Linked DNA regions of Homo sapiens: regions 2 and 3 are each linked to region 1. A link is an interaction called in ENCODE POLR2A ChIA-PET data of the cell type or tissue named here. Cell type or tissue: OCI-LY7. All regions are shown on one strand.

Evidence for each region. Peaks named below come from ENCODE experiments on the same cell type or tissue, not always from the same donor. Only the 100,000 strongest peaks of a DNase experiment are listed, where the experiment ranks them.
Region 2: POLR2A ChIA-PET joins it to region 1 with 8 read pairs; 1 of 35 experiments calls an interaction of 5 or more read pairs at or near these places.
Region 3: POLR2A ChIA-PET joins it to region 1 with 6 read pairs; 1 of 35 experiments calls an interaction of 5 or more read pairs at or near these places.

The regions. Positions count from the first base shown.
Region 1 is chr2:54,308,802-54,312,801 of GRCh38, forward strand. No RefSeq gene overlaps it. Among named protein-coding and RNA genes, the nearest start is that of CIMIP6, 20 kb to the right of the region's middle. In OCI-LY7, no CTCF peak of the experiment used is centred here; a DNase peak (open chromatin) is centred at 2,350.
Region 2 is chr2:54,089,500-54,093,499 of GRCh38, forward strand. It overlaps a transcript of ACYP2 not described here. Among named protein-coding and RNA genes, the nearest start is that of ACYP2, 24 kb to the right of the region's middle. In OCI-LY7, no CTCF peak of the experiment used is centred here; a DNase peak (open chromatin) is centred at 3,642; H3K4me3 peaks cover 1,876 bases; H3K27ac peaks cover 2,512 bases.
Region 3 is chr2:55,027,021-55,031,020 of GRCh38, forward strand. It overlaps RTN4 (reticulon 4), which reads right to left. Exons shown (of 9, transcript NM_020532.5): 2 at 1,144-1,200; 3 at 1-465. Among named protein-coding and RNA genes, the nearest start is that of RTN4, 21 kb to the right of the region's middle. In OCI-LY7, no CTCF peak of the experiment used is centred here; no DNase peak of the experiment used is centred here; H3K27ac peaks cover 58 bases.

The DNA of each region.
Region 1 (4,000 bases):
GACCTGCATTCTGGCCCAGGCCATCCACCGATTACCTGTGTGTCTCAGTTTCCTCAACTGCAAAGTCAAGAAGTTAGACTAAATCAGGATTTTGTACAGGATTCCACTGAGCCACAGGACTTCCACGGGGTGGTACTAGGAGGACTACAGAAAGGCAGTCAGAAAGAGAGGCAATTTGACCTTGGCCCAGGGCCCTGATCCCTGCTCTAATCAGAGCAGCTCCACCCCCATCTCTTCCATACATTAGGATTGTCCATAAGACATCTTTGGAGAAGAATTCTGCCTCAAAGAAATAAAAAAAAAAAAACACAAAGACACTGAATTTAGATCTAGGGTCTTCTTTTCTAAATGTCTATAAATGCTAAACTCAAATGCAGTTCCTATTCTCTTGATTACTTCTGTCAAGCCCATGTGGTATGTATACTTAACCTTAAGCTATTTCTGTTGAAAACATGCATAATTCATGAAAAGTACTATTGGAAAAAAATTCTTCTTCATAATGGCTTCCATAAAGGTGCACGGTGGCTAAGGTGGTTAAAATCTGTTTTGTTTTGTTTTTTGTCTGTCACCCAAGCTGGAGTACAGTGACATAGTAAGGGCTCACTGCAGCCTCAACCTCCTGGGCTCAAATAGCCCTCCTGCCTAAGCCTCCTGAGTAGCTGGGACTACAGGTGCCACCAGTAATCCAGCCTACTTCTTTTTAAGTTTTTTTGTAGAGACAGTGTCTTGCTATGTTGCCCAGGCTGGTCTCAAACTCCTGGCCTCAAGCAATTCTCCTGTCTTGGCTTCCCAAAGTGCTGGGATTATAGGTATGAGCTGCCATGCCCTGTCAGCTAAAATATTTCTGAAATTAATTTTCTGTTGTCTTTCATTCCTATTCTTATCTTACTGTGATTTAAAAAAGTGCAAGAGGAAATACACATATATAATTTGTGGGTTAATTAAAAAGTGTTTTTATAAGCATGTCTTGGAGATGTTAACCTAACATTTAGAATCATACATAAGAACTACTTTTCTTTTTCTTAACTGGTTCAAATGGTTTTGAATAAAACTGACATCTGAAAAAATTTTAAATTTTAGAATTAAAAATTCTAGTCACTGTGTGATCTCTTTAGCTGGTTTTTCTATAGAAATAGGGTGTTTTTTATTTGCCTTTTAGAGAGCCTGACTTATGCTTTATTCTCTGCTGGAAATATCAGTATACATTTTTGGTTGGATGTTCAAGGTCCTTCTTTCATCCTCAAACTACATTTTTCTTTGATTAGTGTTATTTTCCATGTTGGCAAAATGGACTTTGCAAGTAGCAGTGAATACAAGCCTGTAGTATAGCTTTTTCTCTCTCATTCCCATTTTCTACAAAAATTAGAAGACACCTAGAGAAAATGAGAAGGTGCAGGAGATTTATTGTATTGAAAATTTAGTGTTATTTCAAAACAATTATAAAGAGCAAGAATCATAGTCATTTCATCATTTGTTAACATCAAGGCAGAATTTCTACCAAATTCAGTGCAGATTAATCTGCATTAAAAATATGCCTGCAACGGTTAACCAGGACACTGACAAAGTGAGCAGACACTGCGTAATATTACATCAACCAGAAAAAAAAAATGGAGCAGAAATCATTCTACTCCTCAGGGATGATTTTCTGAGGCAGCAAAAGAAGAATCAACCATTCTCTCTTTTCCCACATCCCAACTACCCCTCCTTCTCCACTGAGTGGGCTAACATGACTCATAAGTCACAGCACATAGGAATGAGAAGGTCACAGGTACTGGCATAGCGGGTAGTCCCTTTTTTCAAAGCATGGAACTGGAGGCAAAGAAAAGAGCCTCAGTGGCAGAGCATGCTAGAAATTGCATTGAGAGATGCTAACAGCAATAACAGAACTATAAACAAAAGCAAGGGGGTGATTATCACAAAACAAGGATAATGGTTATTCTGGGTTAGGGGAAAGGGGTTGTGTTCCAGGACAGGTACATGAAGGCTTCCTCAACTAGCTGGTGGTCTTACTTTTCTCCACTTGAATGGTAGCTCCATAGGGGTTCACTTTATAATTATTTAAACTCTACAAAATATTTTATACATTTTTTGTATGTGTATTTCATAGTTTTTTTTAAACAAATGTTAAGGCTCCTAGAAATCTCATAGCAAAAAAAAAAAAAAAAAAAAAAAAAAACAAACCCTAAACACTGGATTACAGTAGATAGACCATTCTAAGGTGTTAGACCTGAGGAATACTCTCTATTGGCAAATGTCAGTGTATCACCAGTCTCCTCATTAAAAAATGAAGAAACAGGAAACAAAAGCCAGCCTTGCAATTCACAAAAAGCGCTATACAGCCCAAGGTAAAGGGTGCATTATGTTTTAAAATCAGAGGAAGTACATACCTCTAAAAATTACTACACAAAAAATATTTCAGGAAACACCTGCTGATGTCCATTGTATATCCTGAAATGCATACAATAAAAGTTGATCTCTGTGAAACAAGAGAAGGCAGCCTTTAGAAAGAAAACGTGCAGGTTAAAATAAAATATAAAGATGAAGGAATATTAGCTGAGATGTAAAGATCATAGTCTGAAGAACAGGCAACACACACACACACTTAAAGACAAACTGTGGAAAATACTAAAGAGAACAGAATTACAACCCATTCTGGAATTAGCAACTGATAAATTGAATTAGTGTATATAGAGCTGTGGCTGCCAAACCCAGCTGGTTTCAGAATTATCTGGGGAGCATTTTAAATATACTTCTTACCAAACCCCACCCTAGACCTAATGAATAAGGATCCTCCATGATTTTTGTCTCTAAATCTAAATGTTATTTTTTTTTAAAAAAAAAAGCCCCAAATGACTTTGACAATCAGGCAGGCTTAGAAAACAATGGTGTCGAGAATAAATTTTAAAAGCTCATCAGGAGAGTAGATGAAGGAACAAGAAATAAAAGTGTGAGAGGAGATAATTTGGAAGACAGAGTACATATCTAAAGCACCAATAAATCAATGATAGAAGTTCCTGGGGAAAAAGTCAGGATAACTGAAACAGAAGGAAAAACCAGCTATGACAGAAGAGAAATTTTCTTGAGTTAAAGTATATGGCCGCAAGGCTGGGCACGGTGGCTTATGCCTGAATCCCAACACTTTGGGAGGCTGAGACGCATGGCTCACCTGAGGTCAGGAGTTCAAGACCAGCCTGGCCAATGTGGTGAAACCCCGTCTCTACTAAAAATATAAAAATTAGCTGGGCATGGAGGTGGGAGCCTTTAGTCCCAGCTACCCAGGAGGCCAGGTCAGGAGAATGGCTTGAACCTGGGAGGTGGAGATTGCAGTGAGCTGAGATCGTGCCACTGCACTCCAGGCTGGGCGACAGAACAAGACTTCATCTCAAGAAACAAAACAAAAGAAAAATAAAGTATATGGCCATAAAGTAAACAGTACAGTATTAAATTATACAGTATAAACAAAAATGCTCTAGGCATTCCACCTCAAGAGGAACCTAACTTCTGCCCAGTAACTTTCTCTAATCCATTCACTCCCTGCCCTTTTAGACTGCCATTTCATGCTTGCTCCTCACTCCTCAAATCTCCATACCCTCTCCTTGACTCGACGTGACCTTACTTTCTACTTCCATCCGAAAGAACTTCCATGAGCACCGAGCATTGCATCTACCCACCTACCTCCATCTGTACCTCAGTTCTTCCTCTACCATCTTATTACCATAGATGAATTATTTATGATCCTAATTAAGGCAATGCCTGGATCCCATAACCTCAAGGACTCTGCTCCAGCAGTCTCCCCATCACTCCTCCATCATCAGTTTTTGTTTCCTACTGAATGCCTCTCTCCCCTCAAACATGCTATTATTTCTCCGTGTCTTGGCCCATCTGGCTACGGCGACATATTTCTTCTTTTACAGATGAAATCCTCAAAAAAGCTGTCTACACTTGCTGTGGTCTAACTCCTCCATTCTCCTTGAACCTGTTTCCCATCATGCTTTTGCTC
Region 2 (4,000 bases), 220 kb before region 1:
ACTTTGGGAGGCTGAGGCAGGAAGATTGAGGAGTTCGAGACCAGCCTGGGCAACATAGTGAGAACTTGTCTCTACAAAACAAATTAAAAAATTAGTTGGGCATGGTGGTGCATGCCTGTAGTCCCAGCTACTCAGGGGGCTGAGGTGAAAGGATCGCCTAAGCCCCAGTGGTCAAGGTTGCAGTGAGCCGTGACTGCACCACTGCACTCCAGCCTGGGCAACAGAGTGAGACGCGGTCCCAAAACCAAACAGCAATTACTTTTGCACCAACCTAATATTTCTTTAACATGTTCATCAAGTCACTTAATAATTCAGCATTTTTCCCACTGAATTAAGGACTTTTTAACTATTAAAAAGTTTGCTCAGCCGGACACGGTGGCTCATACCTGTAATCCTAGCACTTTGGGAGGCCGAGGCAGGCAGATCGCTTGAGGTCAGGAGTTCGAGGCCAGCCTGGCTAAGATGGTGAAACCTCGTCTCTACTAAAAATACCAAAATTAGCAGGGCATGGTGGCGGGCACCTGTAATCCCAGTACTCAGGAGGCTGAGTCAGGTGAATCTCTTAAACCCAGGAGATGCAGGTTACAATGAGCCAAGATCACACCACTGCACTCCAGCCTGAGCGACAGAATGATACTCCGTCTCAAAAAAAAAAAAAAGTTTGCCCATGTGTTCTTCACTGTCTAATAACTTTGATGATGAGAAAATGTTGGGAATCCTCTTCTTGGCATTCAAGCCTATCACATTCTGCTCTCACCCTGCCTTGCCCCTTTATCTCCTGCTTTTCTACTGCATGAACCTCTTTTGCCATGAAACTGGGCTACTTGGCATCCTCAAAAAAGTGTTTTCGGCCAGGTGCAGTGGCTCATGCCTGTAATCCCAGCACTTTGGGAGGCCGAGGTGGGCAGATCACGAGGTAAGGAGTTTGAGACCAGCCTGGCCAATGTTGTGAACCCCCGTTTCTACTAAAAAAATACAAAAATTAGCTGGGCGGGGTGGCGTGCGCCTGGATTCCCAGCTACTCAGGAGGCTGAGGCAGGAGAACTGCTTGAAACCGGGAGGTGGAGTTTGCAGTGAGCCAAGATTGCACCACTGCGCTCCAGTCTGGGCAACAGAGTGAGACTCCGTCTCAAAACAAAACAAAATGAAACGGTGTTTCCTCCCTTCCTGCCTTTGCCAATCCTGCCTAGAGTACTCTAGGATTCTCTTACGCCTGGACCGCTCTTCCTCTTTCTCTTTGCCTTTTGCCCTATTTTCCTTTGCAGCTTATCAAATCCCTCAACTCTGTTCCCCTCCTCTGTATCATTGTCCTGGGCCACTCCATGCACGGGACTTCTTCCTCTGACTCTTGAGATCTGTTAGGCAGCACTTGCATAGACTTGTTCCTGTTTTCCATGTATTTGGATGATTTTACCATCTACATGTTGGTGCTTTGAGGGTAGGAATTCTACACTAGACATCTTTGTTTCCATGATGTTGCCTTGGACACAATGAACGCTGACATAATTGTTGATTGATTTAAAATACATTTTTCTATTTTTAAAATAGGCAGAGAAGAAACTCTACTAATGTTTCTCAACACCTACAAGAGCCTGCCTGTAATGATTAAAAGGACAAAAGGGGTTATTTTATGTCTTAACTCAACATTTCAAAGCAGCTCAAAGGAGTATTTATCAAATGAAAAGAAGCAATCTCTGAATATTGATTTAGTACATCTAAACTATAACTAAGTTGGAGGACAGGGGAAAGCATGTGTATATTGGGGTGGGGAACACAGGAAGAAAGCTAAATCCTCATTTTCCAAAATAGTAGGAAATCAATATATACTTTCTAACATGGAAAAAAGATGAGAAAAAATGTTGCAGCATAAGCATTTTATATCCATGAAGGTAAATAACAAAAGGGCTATTTTTTTCTTTAATGGCCTCTGCAGATGCCCTTATCTCTTTTCTCTTCAAGTCCCTCTTAGAGCACATCTCACTCTCTTGATTTTATTTATTTATTTATTTATTTATTTATTTATTTATTTATTGAGACAGAGTCTCACTCTGTCACCCAGGCTGGAGTGGTGGCACGATCTCGGCTCACTGCAACCTCCATCTCCTGGGTTCAAACAATTTTTCTGCATCAGCCTCCTGAGTAGCTAGGACTACAGTTGTGTGCCACCATGCCCGGCTAATTTGTGTGTTTTTGGTAGAGATGCGGTTTTGCCATGTTGGTCGGGCTGGTCTCGAACTCCTGATGTCAAGTGATCCACCCGTCTCGGCCTCCCAAAGTGCGGGGATTACAAGCGTCAGCCACTAACCCCAGCCAACTCTCTTGATTTTAAATGTCGCTCTAGATAGAGACATTTCTAGTTCCAGGTCTCTTTGTTTCTCATTTTTATACCTCAGAGATGCTGGTGGGAGGAGTACGAGCAAGACTGGAGAAAGAAAGTGTTTGTAATAGTCCGTGTGAGAAAGGAGGGGTGCCCAGACAAGGGCAGCAACTGTGGGGAAAGAGAGTGAGGCTGATTTAAAAGCCATTTAGGAGGGAGACTTTACAGAGCTATAAGGCAGCTATAGAGGGTGAGGGAGTTGGAGGACCCAAAGATGAACCAGGTTTCCAGCAGAGGTACTGGATGGTTGAAGAAGAAAGAGCAGTTTAAGGAAGGGAAAAAAATGTCAGTTCAGTTTTGAAGATGTTGAATTTGCAGTGCTGGGGAACAATGGAATAGAGCTGTCTTATAGGCACTTTCATTTACAAGTGGGTTATGAAAGAGGGAAGAATAGGGACAGGAACCACATTTCAGCAGGAAAAATGGATCCTGATAATCAGGAGAAGTTGGGATTTCTGCTTCATGGTGGGACAGAGAAGAATATATTTGACACTCCGCTGATCCGTAGGAGCAGCTCTTCTTTCTCTCCTGCCCAGTTGTGATGGTAAGTGAACAATGTAGCCAACCTATGTTATCCTATAATCAGCCTTGGAACAGGGTTGGGTGACAAAGGGCTAAGATTTATCAGGGATGAGGAATGGAATCATCCACCAGTTAAGCCATCTAGAGCAGCATAGGTGCTAGGTGAGGGTGAGGGGAATCTAGAATTGGTAGTGGAAGAGGGAAATGGAGTGTCTCAGAAGTGGCTTTGAGAGCAGCTACAGAGGGAAAGACTGTAACTTGGCCCCCTGACATTCTAGTAAGGTTCTCCTAATGGAACCAACCAGAAATCCAGGGTAGCTAATTTCAAATGGGGTGAACTTACTATAGAAGCAGGTGGGTTCCAGTGACATAGAGGGTGTACAGTGATGCATGCCATGGTGCTCTGCTCAGATCCCCACTTTAGGACCATGATGTTCATTCTCTGGCTGCCAGAAGTACTGGCTGCTTGACAACCTACCTTGAGTTCTTTTAGAATTGTCCTCAGCCAAAGAGAGTTGGCTTTCTAAGTTTATGTGCCCCAGGCTGCATCCAACGACCCATTGATGGTGGGGTACAATCGTTCAGAGTAGACAACTCTGAAGTGAGCTCTGAGCTCCCACTGGTTGGGCTGAGGCTTCTATTGTCGACTGCACAGCAGGTAAACTCCTCCTGCAGCTCAATTCTGCTGCCTTCACTGCTCCAGAGTTGTGTGCCTCCTACATGTAAGTCTCTGCCTGAGAGTCAGTTTCCCAGGGAACCTAACCTAAGACATTAGGGCAATGCAAATGAGCTAAGTCCTCCCCCTTCACAGGAGGAAGTCAGCAGATAATATCTAAGGGTGATAAAAATCAATATGTAAAGGTGTAAGCATATTCTCTAGAGTTACACAGACAACTGCCGGAAGAACTAAAAGTAGAAATATTGAAAAGAATATTGTCTCTGCAAAATGTGACTGCAGATTGATTAGGTGGGAGATTTGCTTTTCCTTCTAAGATTTTCTCAACTACCGAAATTAATATCGTATGCAAATAGTACTTTGACTCAAATCTAATTTTAACATTAAAACAAGACTTTTGGAAACAACTAATGATAAAGAGGTAG
Region 3 (4,000 bases), 720 kb after region 1:
CAACTTCATCCTCTTTAACCAATTTAGTAAGAGCTGTAGGTAACTCTTGTTGATTATGAAGGATGTTATTACTAACTAACTTCTCTTCTTCATCTTTATTTTTCACGATTATTTCTTCCCTAGGATTTGCTACTATTACGGCAGATTCTGCTTTTGGAGAGACACTGAACGATGATCCCATTTCTGAGTATTCTAATTCTGAAAACTCTGTTAAATCTCTATCTATGAGTAGAGTTTTTGCCTTCTCTGAGACCTCTTTAGAAGCTTCACTGACATTTTCTTGAAGTGTTCCTTCAGTGGGTAATACTGTTGACAAATTACCAAGGTATTCATGTTCTTTGAAAGAAGCGGCTGAGAGAGGAGACAGAGAAGGAAGAGAAGCAGCAGTTTCAAGCAGGACAGATGGGAAATCCTCTTGACCAGCCGAAATAGTGTTACCTGGCTGCTCCTTCAAGTCCATATTTTCTGTGACCATGGACAGAAAGGAAAGTTAGAGAATGCCAGTGTTCTCAGAGTTAATGCAAGTTTTATGACAGATCCAAAATAGTGTTAGTAAAGACTTACTGTTTACTAAAATGAAATGTTAATAGCAATTAATAAGTAACAATAGAGTAGACTTCAATCATTACTGAAAATATTAAGCTATTGTAAATATAACATATGCATGGCTACAGAGGCAATTACATGCTGTGCAAAGACAAATCAAGTCTGAGTAAACCTCAAATGTTATCAACTAAGATACTAATAGCTAGTTTTAGAGAAGAGAAGAATATCTGTGAAAAGAGTTTCGGTGACAGCATAGGAAAGAAGGGGCACTGGGTAAATGCCATAGACTGGTATTTATTTACAGGAAAGCCTTTCTGGCTATACTCAAACTGTATTTGGAGAAAGGGAATGGTAAATATGTAAATGTAATTCAAGGGTCCAAGAATTCCTTATGTACTTCCAAGTATTCATCAGATTTTGCTCATTTTTCCCTTGGGCATACCATATAAAATGCACATTTCAACTTTTCCAGTAGACAAAACATTCTCGGAACCATGCTAATTTTTAGTAAACCCAAACTACTCTGCATAGTGTTAACACACTAAAGAGTTAAAGTTAGAATACAGAGAGGATAAAAGGCTGGCAGAAAGAACTTGCCTGCAGAGGAGCGTATCACAGGCTCAGATGCAGCAGGAAGAGCAAAAAGGGTCTCATCTGAAAAACAAATAGAATATAACCTCAGCAGAAATAAAGACAGATTGAAAGGAGACTAAAGATAAGAGGAGCAAGCCAGGGTTCAGTTTGTAATAAGTTAACAAAAAACTTTACAGAGAAAGGGCCAAGATCAAAAGGAAGTCAGAAAAAGTAGTACCATTAATTCAGGTTAAATCATCATATGTATTATAAAGCTAATTAAATGTTATCCATAGAACCTATCATTTTTCAAGAGGCAATACAACCTGTTTATGTTAAAGAAACTTATGAATCAAAGTGGCTTTAAAATACTGTTCTACTTAACATATCACATCCCAAGCTTTCACTCAGGTTTTCACATAGGTAAATTGTCTTGTTCTATTCAGGCCAAAAACAAAAAGCTGAATTTGAATACAATTAACAACTACAAATGTTTAATCTTTTGTTATTGGCATATATTCAATTTAAAGAAACACTTTTAAAGAATTATGCATTTTCTCTTACATTCTAAGTTGTTACAGTCATTGTACATTGCTCTTTGAAGACATTAGTCCTGTGCCAATGTCCAAATGCCAGAGTCCAAAATACAAAAAAAAAAAAAATTAACTGCCTTTAGGATGACACCATTATTGGTTTTGCTTAAAATTAACCTAAGTGAGGGCTACTTGTTATTTGTATACACAACTAGTAAGTGAGAGACTAAGGCAATTCAATTCCAGAGCCCATTTCCTTAATCACTGTATGTTACAGAACTGAATGCTTATATTTCCTACAAAACTCATGTTAAAGCCCCAACCCCTAAAGTGATAGTATCTGAAGATGGGGACTTTGGGAGGTGATTAGGGTTAAATGCAGTCAGGGTGGGGCCCTGGGCCAAGGGGATTAATGCCCTTACAAGAAGAGACACCAGAGAGCTTGCTGTCATGCTCCCTGTCTCCCCAGGCACACACAAGAGGTCATGTGTGCACACAGTGAGATGGTGGTCACCTATAAGCCAGGAGAAGAGGCCTCAAAAAGAAATCTACCTTGCCAGCACCTTGATCTTAGACTTACCAGCCTCCAGAATTGTGAGAAGTAAATTTCTGTTCAGCCACCCAGCCTATGGTATTTTGTTACGGCAGCCCAAGCTAACTAATACACTCTATATTGGTAATATTAACTTTGTACAATGTCATCTTGTACCTGCAGTTGGGAGATCCTAAGCTAAAGATCTTCCATGGTTTACACTAGAGAAAGGCCTCTACCATCAGACAATTTGAAACAGCCTGAGAGATGACTGGAAGGTGATATTCCTTTAACAGAGAGAACCTAATAAATTTAGACAATTTCATCTGGATGGACAAGCTAGACAAGGCTGATCAAAACAGATAAAAATCCAAGAAATGTAGCTAACATGAATACGGACTTGTCTTCCAAGCATATTACCCTTAATGAATTAGGAGAGCTAACTTCACAAGGTCTTATATATTTTAGATAAATATATACTGGGCATGAAGTCATACTTAAAGGATTCCTAGATGAGGGTGATGACGGGAAATTTATGATGTGTGTTTAAAAGGGTTTCCTCCAACCTAGAGCACTAGGTAGGATGGGCTATCCAGTCAAAGGGGTAACATAATGGCTTATAAGATTTTTAAATAAAGTGCATATATATGTGTACACATATTTAAAAGATTACTTGCTATGTGATCTTAAATTACAGTTTCTCATTTGTAAAATGAAGGAAAGTTCCCTTCAGCTAAAATAATGAATTATTAGCTTGTATAAAACTGAAATTTGAGGGTCAAAGAGCAGAACCAAATAATTACGCAGCTGCTCCATCTAAATAACAGTTAACCAATTCTTAACAAAATGGTTGTCTTTTTTATCTAGACAATATAGTTAAAAGCCACTAATTCAGAGGCTAGTCTATCTGGAAAGTGAACTAGAAACATATATTACTGTTAAAGTTAGTGGGAAAACAAACTACATCTAAATTTGTGCCATAATTTTAAAGTATTTTTTTAATGTACTGTACTCTTATTCCTACCTAGTGCAATAATCTTTTATAATAAAAACTATATTCCTGGAATTTTTCTAAGTAAAAAAGTTTTCAAATTGGTATTTCAAAGATTCATTATGTTTAAGAAAAAAAGAAAAATCTTCATTTTGTAAAATGGGATTCGATCCAGTTACCCATAAAACAAGTACTACATTTCTAAAAGCTCTTTAAAAAAATCCAGAATAGTTAACTATCTTCTGGGACTTCAAGAATACAGTTCAGACTCCTAATAAAGCAATCACAGATCATGAAATTGAATTGCCTAAGTCCAAATCACAAATCCATCACTTACAACTGTAACTCTTAGCCTTTCTGTGCCTAATGAAACTTGTAAAATAAGGATAATAAGAGTACCCACCTAAAAATGTTGTGAAGGAGGGAGAGGGAAAGAAAAAAGAAGAAACAACTTGCCCTAAGTCACAGAACTAGGAGGCCAGAGGGTCAAAACATCTAATTCCCAAGTCTTTGTGCTTTATAATTATTATTATTTTTTGGCTAGGCTTCCTCAAAGCACGAGATGTGCTTCATCTTCTGAAGGATGTATTTATGTACAAGTGCAACTGGTGCAATCCTTCTTACTGTATCAGCCCCTCAAGTTAGTTCTCCTGAAACAAGGTAAATCGTCACCCAGTAAATACCTTGTAATTAGCAGAAATATTGCATTGATCAATTGCTTCTATTTTACAATGTAACAACATTTATAGAAACATTAATGTGGGACAGGTACTGTGCTGAGCCGGCACATTTGTTTCAGATGTTCATTCTGTTCTCAAAACTACC